Linked DNA regions of Homo sapiens: all the other regions are linked to region 1. The links are chromatin contacts, found by Hi-C or POLR2A ChIA-PET in ENCODE. All regions are on one chromosome and are shown on one strand. Each heading gives the region's core, a stretch centred on a gene start or an enhancer-like site at or near the end of the contact. The rest is flanking DNA. Distances are from core to core; before and after follow the strand shown.

The links. Hi-C counts contacts between places; a loop is a spot of excess contacts on that map. ChIA-PET counts read pairs that join two places held with the same protein, here RNA polymerase II (POLR2A). Pooled maps may share reads with other maps.
Region 2: a loop to region 1 is called in a map with no recorded cell type, with 6 times the contacts of the local background. The contact joins the enhancer-like site here to the promoter of ISL2 in region 1. A Hi-C loop is called at or near these places in 1 of 37 single-sample maps with no recorded cell type and 2 of 50 pooled maps. POLR2A ChIA-PET finds 5 or more read pairs at or near these places in 2 of 52 experiments (IMR-90 and WTC11).
Region 3: a pooled map shows a loop between it and region 1 (4-fold over the local background). The contact joins the enhancer-like site here to the promoter of ISL2 in region 1. A Hi-C loop is called at or near these places in 1 of 37 single-sample maps with no recorded cell type and 4 of 50 pooled maps. POLR2A ChIA-PET finds 5 or more read pairs at or near these places in 1 of 52 experiments (OCI-LY7).

Annotation. Positions count from the first base shown.
Region 1 is chr15:76,335,187-76,338,458 of GRCh38, reverse strand. It overlaps ISL2 (ISL LIM homeobox 2), which reads right to left and starts at 1,686. Exons shown (of 6, transcript NM_145805.3): 1 at 1,518-1,686; 2 at 492-681; 3 at 1-207. The coding sequence starts at 1,575. RefSeq lists enhancers at 366-1,177, 1,603-1,652, 1,346-1,845, 1,657-1,951.
Region 2 is chr15:75,733,723-75,737,007 of GRCh38, reverse strand. It overlaps the pseudogene DNM1P35. Among named protein-coding and RNA genes, the nearest start is that of CIMAP1C, 11 kb to the right of the region's middle. RefSeq lists an enhancer at 533-1,053. Within about 2 kb of position 1,915, at least 3 of the 41 ENCODE cell types and tissues checked have a DNase peak (open chromatin) inside an H3K27ac peak, as active enhancers do.
Region 3 is chr15:77,178,261-77,181,718 of GRCh38, reverse strand. PEAK1 (pseudopodium enriched atypical kinase 1) reads left to right here. Exons shown (of 10, transcript NM_001385026.1): 7 at 1-2,929. Among named protein-coding and RNA genes, the nearest start is that of LINC00597, 45 kb to the left of the region's middle. RefSeq lists an enhancer at 1,725-1,864. Within about 2 kb of position 1,863, at least 4 of the 41 ENCODE cell types and tissues checked have a DNase peak (open chromatin) inside an H3K27ac peak, as active enhancers do.

The sequences.
Region 1 (3,272 bases), core at 437-2,936:
GCCGCGGCGCGCTCGAGCAGGAGGCCGTGGTCGGCGCGGCAGAGCAGCTCGTGCTCCCGCAGCGAGAACTCGTCCCCAGGCAGCAGCTGGCGGCTGCACACGGAGCAGCGGAAGCACTCGATGTGGTACACGCTGTCCCGCGCCCTCATCACCAGGTCGCTGCTGCTGAAGCCCACCTGGCACTTGGCGCACTTGATGCCGAACAGCCTGCGGGCCCAAGGTGCGGCGGTGTCAGCGCTGGGCCTGCGGCCGCCCTCATCTCCCTGGCTGCTACGGCTCCGGCGCGCGCCCAGGACACTTTGTGGCCACCAGGAGACTGCGGTGACCCGCCTGCGGGCATTCCCGGGCCCGGGGGAGCGCTGCGGCACCCGTGCGGGATGCGGATGGCCTTCTCCCTGGGCAGGGCCGGGGCGCGCGGGCAGGCCGCCATCCCCAGTCCCGGCCCCGGCCCCTGCGCGCGGTGGCCCAGCCCGCGTTCCCGCCGGCCTCACCTGACATAGTCCCGCTTGCAGTAGGTCTTCCCGTCTCTCACGAAGCACGTGCACGTCTCGTCCAGGTACTGGCTGCACTCGGCACACTTGAGGCAGGCCGCGTGCCACTCGAGGTCGGGCGACACCCGCAGGATAAACTGGTCGTGGATCTGACTCCCGCAGCCCACGCACATGGCCGTCCCGGGCTTCTCTGCCGGGGAAGGGCGCGGGGCCGCGTCAGGCCTGACTGCCCGGACCCAGGCCGGCCTCGGCTACTCCAGCCCCAACCCAACCCGCTCGCTCTCTTGCTCTTTCTTTCAAGACTTGCGACCATAAGGAAAGATGATGAGCTCTCTAAAGGTCCAGGGCATTGGAAACGAAAAACCAGTATCTTGTGGATTGCTGAAGGTTTCTTCTGTCCCCCACCCCAAATATTTCGTTATTACATTCATTAATGACAGTCGTTTTGTCGACGTGTCTTGAAACTAAACGCAAACACGAAACTAAGAAGAGAGTAAATACACAGGCACTGCGGACGCCTGGATATCAACACCTAACGGTGCTGTCCTGGCATTTCCGCTCACACACTCCCACTCACAGCGGCTGCCTCCTATCCCAACACAGACACATCGTCTTTCGGCAGTCCCCGCTCATCCTCTCAGACATTTCTTAGTTTAAATATCCCAGAGCAAGCGAAAGAAAGCTTCCTAGCTTTGAAAAACCGAAAGGCAAACAAACAACAACCAAAAAAAAAAAAACCCACATCCCTAAATCAAACCTAATTGCCTTTGCGCAAAACAGAAGCAGATTTCGCAGCCCGAAGTCATCCTAGCCGGCTTGAGAAATAGTGTTTACTTATAAAATAAAACAACAGGATTCCCAAAGATAAGCAGTCCTGCAGGAGACATGCATTCGTTTTTCCTCTCCTAAACTATTCTGACAAATAGAAGCCACTTGTAGAATCCACTAAACATTTTTCTGCATTAGAAATTTTGCATATTAAGCATACACACACACCCCACCCCACACACACACAGAAATACTTACTCTTGGAATGATCACCCATAGCACCCAGAAAAGGATAATGAAAAATAATATCCACCATGCAGAAAAAGAGATGTGCGCAAAGTGTGCGGCCAGGGGCAGAAGGACGAGGGTCGCGCGCCCGGCCTCGGCTCTTTGCTAACTAACTCCTACTGCCCCGCGGAGTTGAAGGAGCGATTCCGCACCGGCCCGCACGCAGCATGACGTCAACACGCACTAGCCCCGGGCCGGAGCTGGGGGCGGGACCTGTGGCGTCACGAAGCTTCCCCAGAACTGCCGGGGATGCGGGGGAGGTGATGGGGATCCAGGGGCTGATGGGCGGGGTGGGTTGGGTTGGAGGCTGGGGGTGAAGGGAGATTGGCTGGGAGGAAGTGGGCCAACCCTGATTGGCCCGGAGTGAACAATGGAGTGCAGCCCCCCCACCTCCGAAACCTACAAGGATCCTCTCTCATGCCCCGGGCCTGGCAATCTGGACTGGACCTTGCGTCACCGCCGAGCTGGCTCCGCGGCCGTTACAACTCTGAGCTTCCTCTTGGACTTTCGGGGCGGTTTTCCCAGGCGCGCTGGAGCTGGGTGATGGATACCTGAGGGTGGAGATGGCTCTCCTTTAAGAGCTCCCTTCTTATATAAATTAAAAAAAAAAAAATTAAACCCACTCTCAGGACGAGAGAGCCGAGGACAAGGGGGATCCGTTTGGACGTGACCGTCATCGTCCAGCTGGTCACCTTTCTCCTCTCATGTGCCTTTGTTCTTCGGGTCCAAGCTAGAGAGAGTGTAGAGAATGACCACCTGGGTTCTGATAAACTCTATTTAGACTTTCCTATCCACACACACGTAGAAAACTTTAGATTGGGGCATTACGTGGGTTGAGCCAGAACCCAGATCCAAAAGCGCTCACCCGGGACTGGGACGGGTCCTGACTCCATCCTTGCTGCTGCTGCCGCTGCTGCTGCCCCTCCTCCCTCTCCTCCACCACCACCTCCTCCTCCTGCTCCACTTCCTTTTTTTTGTTGTTTTGTTTTGCTTTTAATTTGTTGCTGTTGTTGTTTTAAATGTAACATGGACTTCCCCGCCCCCTCATTTTTCCCCCATCCAAATGGCATAGCTCCTTTTAGGAACACTGCTGGGGTCGATTGCGTGTCCAACTTCCAAAATAAAAGATTTTTCTAAACTCTTGTCCTTCATTAACAAACCCACTGCAATGCAAATAATCAGAAACGAACGTAAGGCGCTGGGTAATTTACAGTGGTATCTGCGAGGCGGCGGCTCGTTGGTCCTGAGAAAATCTGAGAGCTCTGAGCACAGTCCAGGCATTCTTTCAAAGAAATCGCTGTGGGTTTTGTTTGAAAGGGTTCAAAGACCGGCCCATGAATTATAAATAACATTTATCCAACCATGGTGTCTGTTCTTGTTTTCCCATTAAAAGGAGTACCAAGAACTTGGTGTGCGCCTGGGTGGGGCGCGAGGTGAAACGCCTGCGGATAAAGTGTCTCCACCGCCATTCCAGACCCTGCCCAGACCTTCGGGCTTGTGGGCCTGAGGGCGCGGTCGCTACTGCCGTTCTACTAAGAGCATGAGGTTGGTTGGCGTCGAAACGGATGCAGCCGAGGGCGCAGGCCGAGGCTTTGCAGAAGGCTAGGGCGAGGCCCCGAGTGCACGCTAACATTATTCGACCATGGTCCACGGTGAACGTTCCTCACCGGCCCCGCGCTGGGGCGAGCGCTTTAAGCCTCGTCCAGTAGCGTCCGGCTTTTGAGC
Region 2 (3,285 bases), core at 666-3,165, 600 kb after region 1:
TGCGAAACATTTGGCAAATCATGACCCTTCCTTGGGGAAAAGAGCAGTCTAGGAGAGCTTCAAGGCAGCCTGGCTTCAACGCAGTCCGGGGCATGACTGAGATAGAATTATGTGGCGAGGAACTGGAGGGTATCTGGGTACAGAGCTGCAGTGTGGGCAGAGGTGTAGTGTGGGCCGCATCCAGGACAGCCACTGGCCAAAGCAGGGAACAGAGACGGAATGAGGAAGAGCTCTGTGGGGAGGGTGAGGCATAGGGTGGAAAACCTTCAAAGTCCGAAGAGTTTGACTTTTGGGGCTCAATGCTGCAGGCCGTAGGGAGCCATGGAAGGCTCTTAGGTGGGTCAGACTCTCTGACCTGAGGTAGAGAAATGACAGCTGGACATTAGCGAGCAAGCCCTGTCTCCATGAGCAGCACAGGTGGTCCTCTGAACACACCAGGCACAAGTGTGCAGGGAGCTGGTGCAAATGCCTCTGTGTGCAGGCGAGCTTCTGTGTTGTGACTCTGCCCACGTGTGTGGATCAGTGTGCTGAGTGGCTGCACACCCAGATCTGTGCTGCACGTGCCGGCCAGTGAGGGTGCTGGGCACTGCGAGGTGGCGGGGAAGGAGGCATGTTAGGGCACAGTCTCCTAAAGGGCTCTGTGAGTCCACATATGCTTCTGGAGGAAGGGGCCCTGCACACCACAGACAGGGAGTGTGCTTCCGTAAAAGGATCACTCAGCTGGGAGTCAGGCAGGCTGGCCACTAATCCCAGCGCTGTGTGACCTCAGGCAGGCCCTACACCTCTCTGGACCTTGGTTTCCTTGTCTGTAAAATGGAGGAAGGCTAGAATGGCTGGTAAATGCTCAGCTCTGTGAGCCATCTGAACCTGCTTTGTTTCACCAGTGAGGAATCACCCATAATGGGGGGAGACTAGAGCCACTCTAAACCTAAAGCAGGGTTAGATGGTACATGGAGCTGAGCATTTGCTATTTTAACTTTGTTTACTTTCATGGATATATTTCATGTGTATATTTTCACATATATGTGTATATGTATGTGTCTGAGCGTGTATGTGCATGGTATTTGACTAGTACATCAGACCCTGATTTCACAAATATGGCTAAAGACGAGGCTAAAACACACACTTAAATTTTAAAAGTAAGCTGATTTTTAAAAAACGCTAAGTAGAGTTCCAGTGGCATCTGAGTGTGGCAAAAGTCCTGATGAAAGGCGACAAATGGCTGCAGCCCTGGTCTGAGTGTCCCTATCCCCTTCCTGTCTAAGGGACAGTGGATTCGGGGCCCCGGCCTCCCTGGAATGAGAGATGCACAGACTGGGCCGTGATCTCCCACCGTGTCCTCACAGCCCCAAGACAGAATGCCATGCGGATTGGCAGGAGACCTCACTGTGGGGTTCTTGGAGCCAACCCTCCAGGCCATGTAGGGTCCAGCCCTACGGGACTTAGTGGGTGTTCTCCCCGTGTGCGGAGACGAGAGATTGTAATAAATAAAGACACAAGACAAAGAGATAAAGGGAAAACAGCTGGGCCCAGGGGACCACTACCATCAAGACGCGGAGACCGGTAGTGGCCCCAAACAGCTGCGCCCGCTGATATTTATTGCATGCAAGACAAGGGGGCAGGGTAAGGAGGGTGAATCTTCTAAGTGATTGACAAGGTGAAGCAAGTCACGTGATCACAGAACAGGGGGCCCTTCCCTCTTAGGTAGCCGAAGCAGGGAGAGAGAAGGCAGCATACGTCAGCGTTTTCTTCTATGCACTTATAAGAAAGATCAAAGACTTTAAGACTTTCACTATTCCTTCTACCACTGTCTACTACAAACTTCAAAGAGGAACCAGGAGTACAGGAGGAACATGAAAGTGGACAAGGAGCGTGACCATTGAAGCACAGCACCACAGGGAGGGGTTTAGGCCTCCGGATGACTGCGGGCAGGCCTGGATACTATCCAGCCTCCCACAAGAAGCTGGTGGAGCAGAGTGTTCCCTGACTCCTCCAAGGAAAGGGAGACTCCCTTTCGCGGTCTGCTAAGTAACGGGTGCCTTCCCAGACACTGGCGTTACCACTTGACCAAGGAGCCCTCAAGCGGACCTTATGCGGGCATGACAGGGCTCACCTCTTGCCTTCTACATCACTTCTCACAATGTCCCTTCAGCACCTGACCCTATACCCGCAGGTTATTCCTAGGTTATATTAGTAATTAAAAGCTAATGATTAATAATGTTTATAGTAATGATTGGTAATTGTCTATGATCATCTCTATATCTAATTTGTATTATGACTATTCTTATTCTAATTATTTTCTTTATTATATTGAAACAGTTTGTGCCTTCAGTCTCTTGCCCCAGCACCTGAGTAATCCTCCACCCACAGGGCCACAGGCCCCATGAGATCTCTGAGGCCACAGAGTGTGTCCACACACGTGACCTCCAGGGTGATTCGGGCCAGAGCACAGGAATGGCCCAGGCAGAGGTGGCCTGGGCGTGGGCAGAGATGGCTCGGGCTGGGCCTGAGGCATCCAGGGGCTCAGCATCGCATCTCCTCAGGGGGGCCATCTGAGACTGCTGGGCCAGTGAAGAGGCTTCTCCCGGGTACCCACCTGTCCTGTCCAAGAGAGAACAGCCAGCCCCACAGCCCCAAATGTCTCTGTCCTCCAAGAGGCCAGATGTGAATCACAGGAATTTACAGCCCAGCCTGGCATGGGATTTATGAGTCTGCCTCCAGCCAGGGCTGGTGGGGAGTGGCCACTGTCAGCCCCCCATTGCCGCTGATGGATGAGGCTGTTTCCTGTAAGACAAACTCCCTCTGTGGCAGGCAGTGGAGGGAGACACATCCAGGCCCTAGGGCCAACCCCATACCTGTCCCAGAGCCGGATCCCTCGTGCCCTCACAGTCCATGCCTCCCCTTGATCCCCAGCCCTACACAGTGACACGCAAGCAGGAGGTGCACCCAAGGGGCCCAGCTCTTAGCCAGAGCTCTGCCTCCCACACTGCCATCTGCACCCCCTCCCCATGACCTTTAAAACCTTTCCATCCCAGGGCCCAAGCCTTGGGACCAGCCCAAGATGGGATATACCACACTCAAAGCCAGAATGGATCTCTGAGGTAGCCCAGAACACACACACGCACGCACGCACGCATATATACACACACATGCATGCATGCACATACACAGTACACAGATGAGAAACCAGGGTCCAGAGAGGAATGGGCCTTGCCCAAAGTCACCCAGCAGCACAGTGGTGAAGCTGAGACCCCAGCCCACAAGCCCCCTGGACTGGTCATTTCA
Region 3 (3,458 bases), core at 614-3,113, 840 kb before region 1:
CTATAGCTGTGAAGCCCACTATGATAGTGGCAGATGGGCAAAGTATATGTGGTGAGCTTAGCATCCAAGAACACTGTGAGAACAAACCTGTCATCATAGGGTGGAACCGAAACAGAGCTGCCTTGAGTCAGAAACCACTTAACAATAATAATGAAGATGATGAAGGAATTAGCCATGTTCCTAAGCCTTATGGCAATAATGATAGTGCAAAGAAGATGTCAGATAACAATAATGGACTAACTGAAGTGTTAAAGGAGATAGCAGGCTTGGATACTGCCCCTCAGATAAGAGGAAATGAAACAAACTCCAGAGAAACATTCTTGGGAAGAATAAATGATTGCTATAAACGATCATTGGAAAGAAAGCTTCCACCAAGTTGCATGATAGGTGGGATAAAGGAAACTCAGGGCAAGCATGTTATTCTGAGTGGGAGCACAGAAGTGATTAGTAATGAAGGGGGCCGGTTCTGTTACCCAGAGTTTTCCAGTGGCGAGGAGAGTGAAGAGGATGTACTTTTCAGTAACATGGAGGAGGAGCACGAGAGTTGGGATGAGAGTGATGAAGAGCTGTTGGCCATGGAGATTCGCATGAGAGGGCAACCTCGCTTTGCCAACTTCAGAGCAAACACATTGTCTCCTGTTCGATTCTTTGTGGACAAAAAATGGAATACCATCCCCCTGCGAAACAAGTCTCTGCAGAGAATCTGTGCTGTGGACTATGATGACAGCTATGATGAAATCCTGAATGGTTATGAGGAAAATTCTGTGGTCTCTTATGGACAAGGAAGCATTCAGAGCATGGTGTCATCTGACTCCACATCACCAGATTCTTCTTTAACAGAAGAATCACGTTCTGAGACAGCCAGTAGTTTATCCCAGAAGATTTGTAATGGGGGATTATCTCCTGGTAACCCAGGAGATTCTAAGGACATGAAGGAAATTGAGCCCAATTATGAAAGTCCCTCTAGTAATAATCAGGATAAAGATTCATCACAGGCTTCCAAAAGCTCAATAAAAGTTCCAGAGACCCACAAAGCAGTCCTTGCTCTCCGATTAGAAGAGAAAGATGGCAAGATTGCTGTACAAACTGAGAAGGAAGAAAGTAAAGCCTCTACAGATGTTGCTGGGCAAGCAGTAACCATAAACCTTGTCCCCACAGAAGAGCAAGCAAAACCTTACCGAGTTGTGAACCTGGAACAGCCATTGTGCAAGCCATATACTGTCGTGGATGTGTCAGCAGCCATGGCCAGTGAGCACCTCGAGGGCCCTGTTAACAGCCCCAAGACAAAAAGCTCATCCTCTACTCCAAACTCTCCAGTTACATCATCTTCATTGACACCAGGACAAATAAGTGCCCATTTCCAAAAATCCAGTGCAATTCGATACCAAGAAGTATGGACTTCTAGCACCAGTCCACGACAAAAGATACCTAAAGTAGAACTAATTACTAGTGGAACTGGACCAAATGTTCCTCCAAGGAAAAACTGTCACAAATCAGCACCTACATCACCCACAGCTACAAACATTTCCTCCAAAACCATCCCTGTTAAGTCACCTAATTTGTCTGAAATTAAATTTAATAGTTATAACAATGCTGGTATGCCACCTTTTCCAATTATCATTCATGACGAGCCAACTTATGCTCGGAGTTCCAAAAATGCTATCAAAGTTCCCATTGTTATCAATCCAAATGCATATGACAATCTAGCTATCTACAAAAGTTTTCTGGGAACAAGTGGAGAACTCTCAGTGAAGGAAAAAACCACAAGTGTAATAAGCCATACTTATGAAGAAATAGAAACAGAAAGCAAAGTGCCTGATAACACCACTAGCAAAACCACTGACTGTCTTCAAACTAAAGGGTTTTCAAACAGCACAGAGCATAAAAGGGGCTCAGTGGCTCAGAAGGTTCAAGAGTTTAACAACTGTCTCAACAGAGGTCAGTCTTCACCACAGAGAAGCTATAGTTCCAGCCACAGCTCCCCAGCAAAGATCCAGAGAGCCACTCAAGAGCCTGTGGCCAAAATAGAAGGCACTCAGGAGTCTCAGATGGTGGGCAGCAGCAGCACCAGAGAGAAAGCAAGCACAGTGCTTTCTCAGATTGTGGCTTCAATCCAACCCCCACAGTCTCCTCCAGAAACACCTCAATCTGGCCCTAAAGCTTGCAGTGTGGAAGAGCTTTATGCCATTCCTCCAGATGCTGATGTTGCTAAGAGCACACCTAAGAGTACGCCAGTCCGGCCCAAATCTCTCTTTACATCTCAGCCTAGTGGTGAGGCTGAAGCACCTCAGACCACAGACAGTCCTACCACCAAAGTACAGAAAGACCCATCCATAAAGCCAGTCACCCCCTCTCCCTCCAAATTAGTGACTAGCCCCCAAAGTGAGCCACCAGCTCCCTTTCCCCCGCCACGCTCTACTTCTTCTCCTTACCATGCAGGTAACCTTTTGCAGAGGCATTTCACCAACTGGACCAAGCCAACCAGCCCTACCAGGTCAACAGAAGCTGAATCAGTTTTGCACTCTGAAGGCAGCAGGCGGGCAGCTGATGCAAAACCTAAGCGCTGGATATCATTTAAAAGCTTCTTCCGCCGTCGGAAAACAGATGAGGAGGATGACAAAGAGAAAGAGCGAGAGAAAGGGAAACTGGTGGGCCTGGATGGCACAGTCATTCACATGCTGCCTCCTCCTCCAGTTCAGCGCCATCACTGGTTCACAGAGGCGAAAGGAGAGTCCAGTGAGAAACCAGCCATTGTCTTCATGTACAGGTGCGACCCTGCTCAAGGCCAGCTCAGTGTGGATCAGAGCAAGGCTAGGACAGACCAGGCAGCAGTCATGGAGAAGGGTAGAGCAGAGAATGCATTACTACAGGACTCAGAGAAGAAGAGGAGTCATTCTTCTCCATCACAGATTCCTAAAAAGATTCTCAGGTATGTAAAATAGACTGGAAGAATATGGGAATTTTTTAACACATTTTCAGGTGCTAAGTTTTTTATATCTTTTAAGATTGCATAAGAACCATTTCTGTTTGTAAGTAGCACTCTGTGGCCATCATCTATCTTTATAACTGCATTCCAAGATTAGAATAGTATTAAAGTGATCTTACTGCACTGAACAAGGTTTATAGCCCTGGATCTTTGGCTTAAGTAGCCTACTGCATTCTGGTGAATGCAGAGGAACTTTAGCATAGAAAAGCAAATCCATAACACCTTAATAGCAATAAATAATGTGTTGTTTTGGAATGTGATGGTAGTGTGAGGAAGAAACAGGATCAAATGAATAAATGGTGGTACTGTTCTTTCCCTCACTGTAAATGAAATAAAGCTCTTCCAGCAATTCTTTTTGTTTTTTATGAAGGTGTTATCTCTATATGCATTACTTATTTTAAGGGAATATTTGTTTTTTTATTGCTGTCTCTTTCTGTCCTCCTTCCAAGTGTTGTGGAAAAAAATGGAGGGT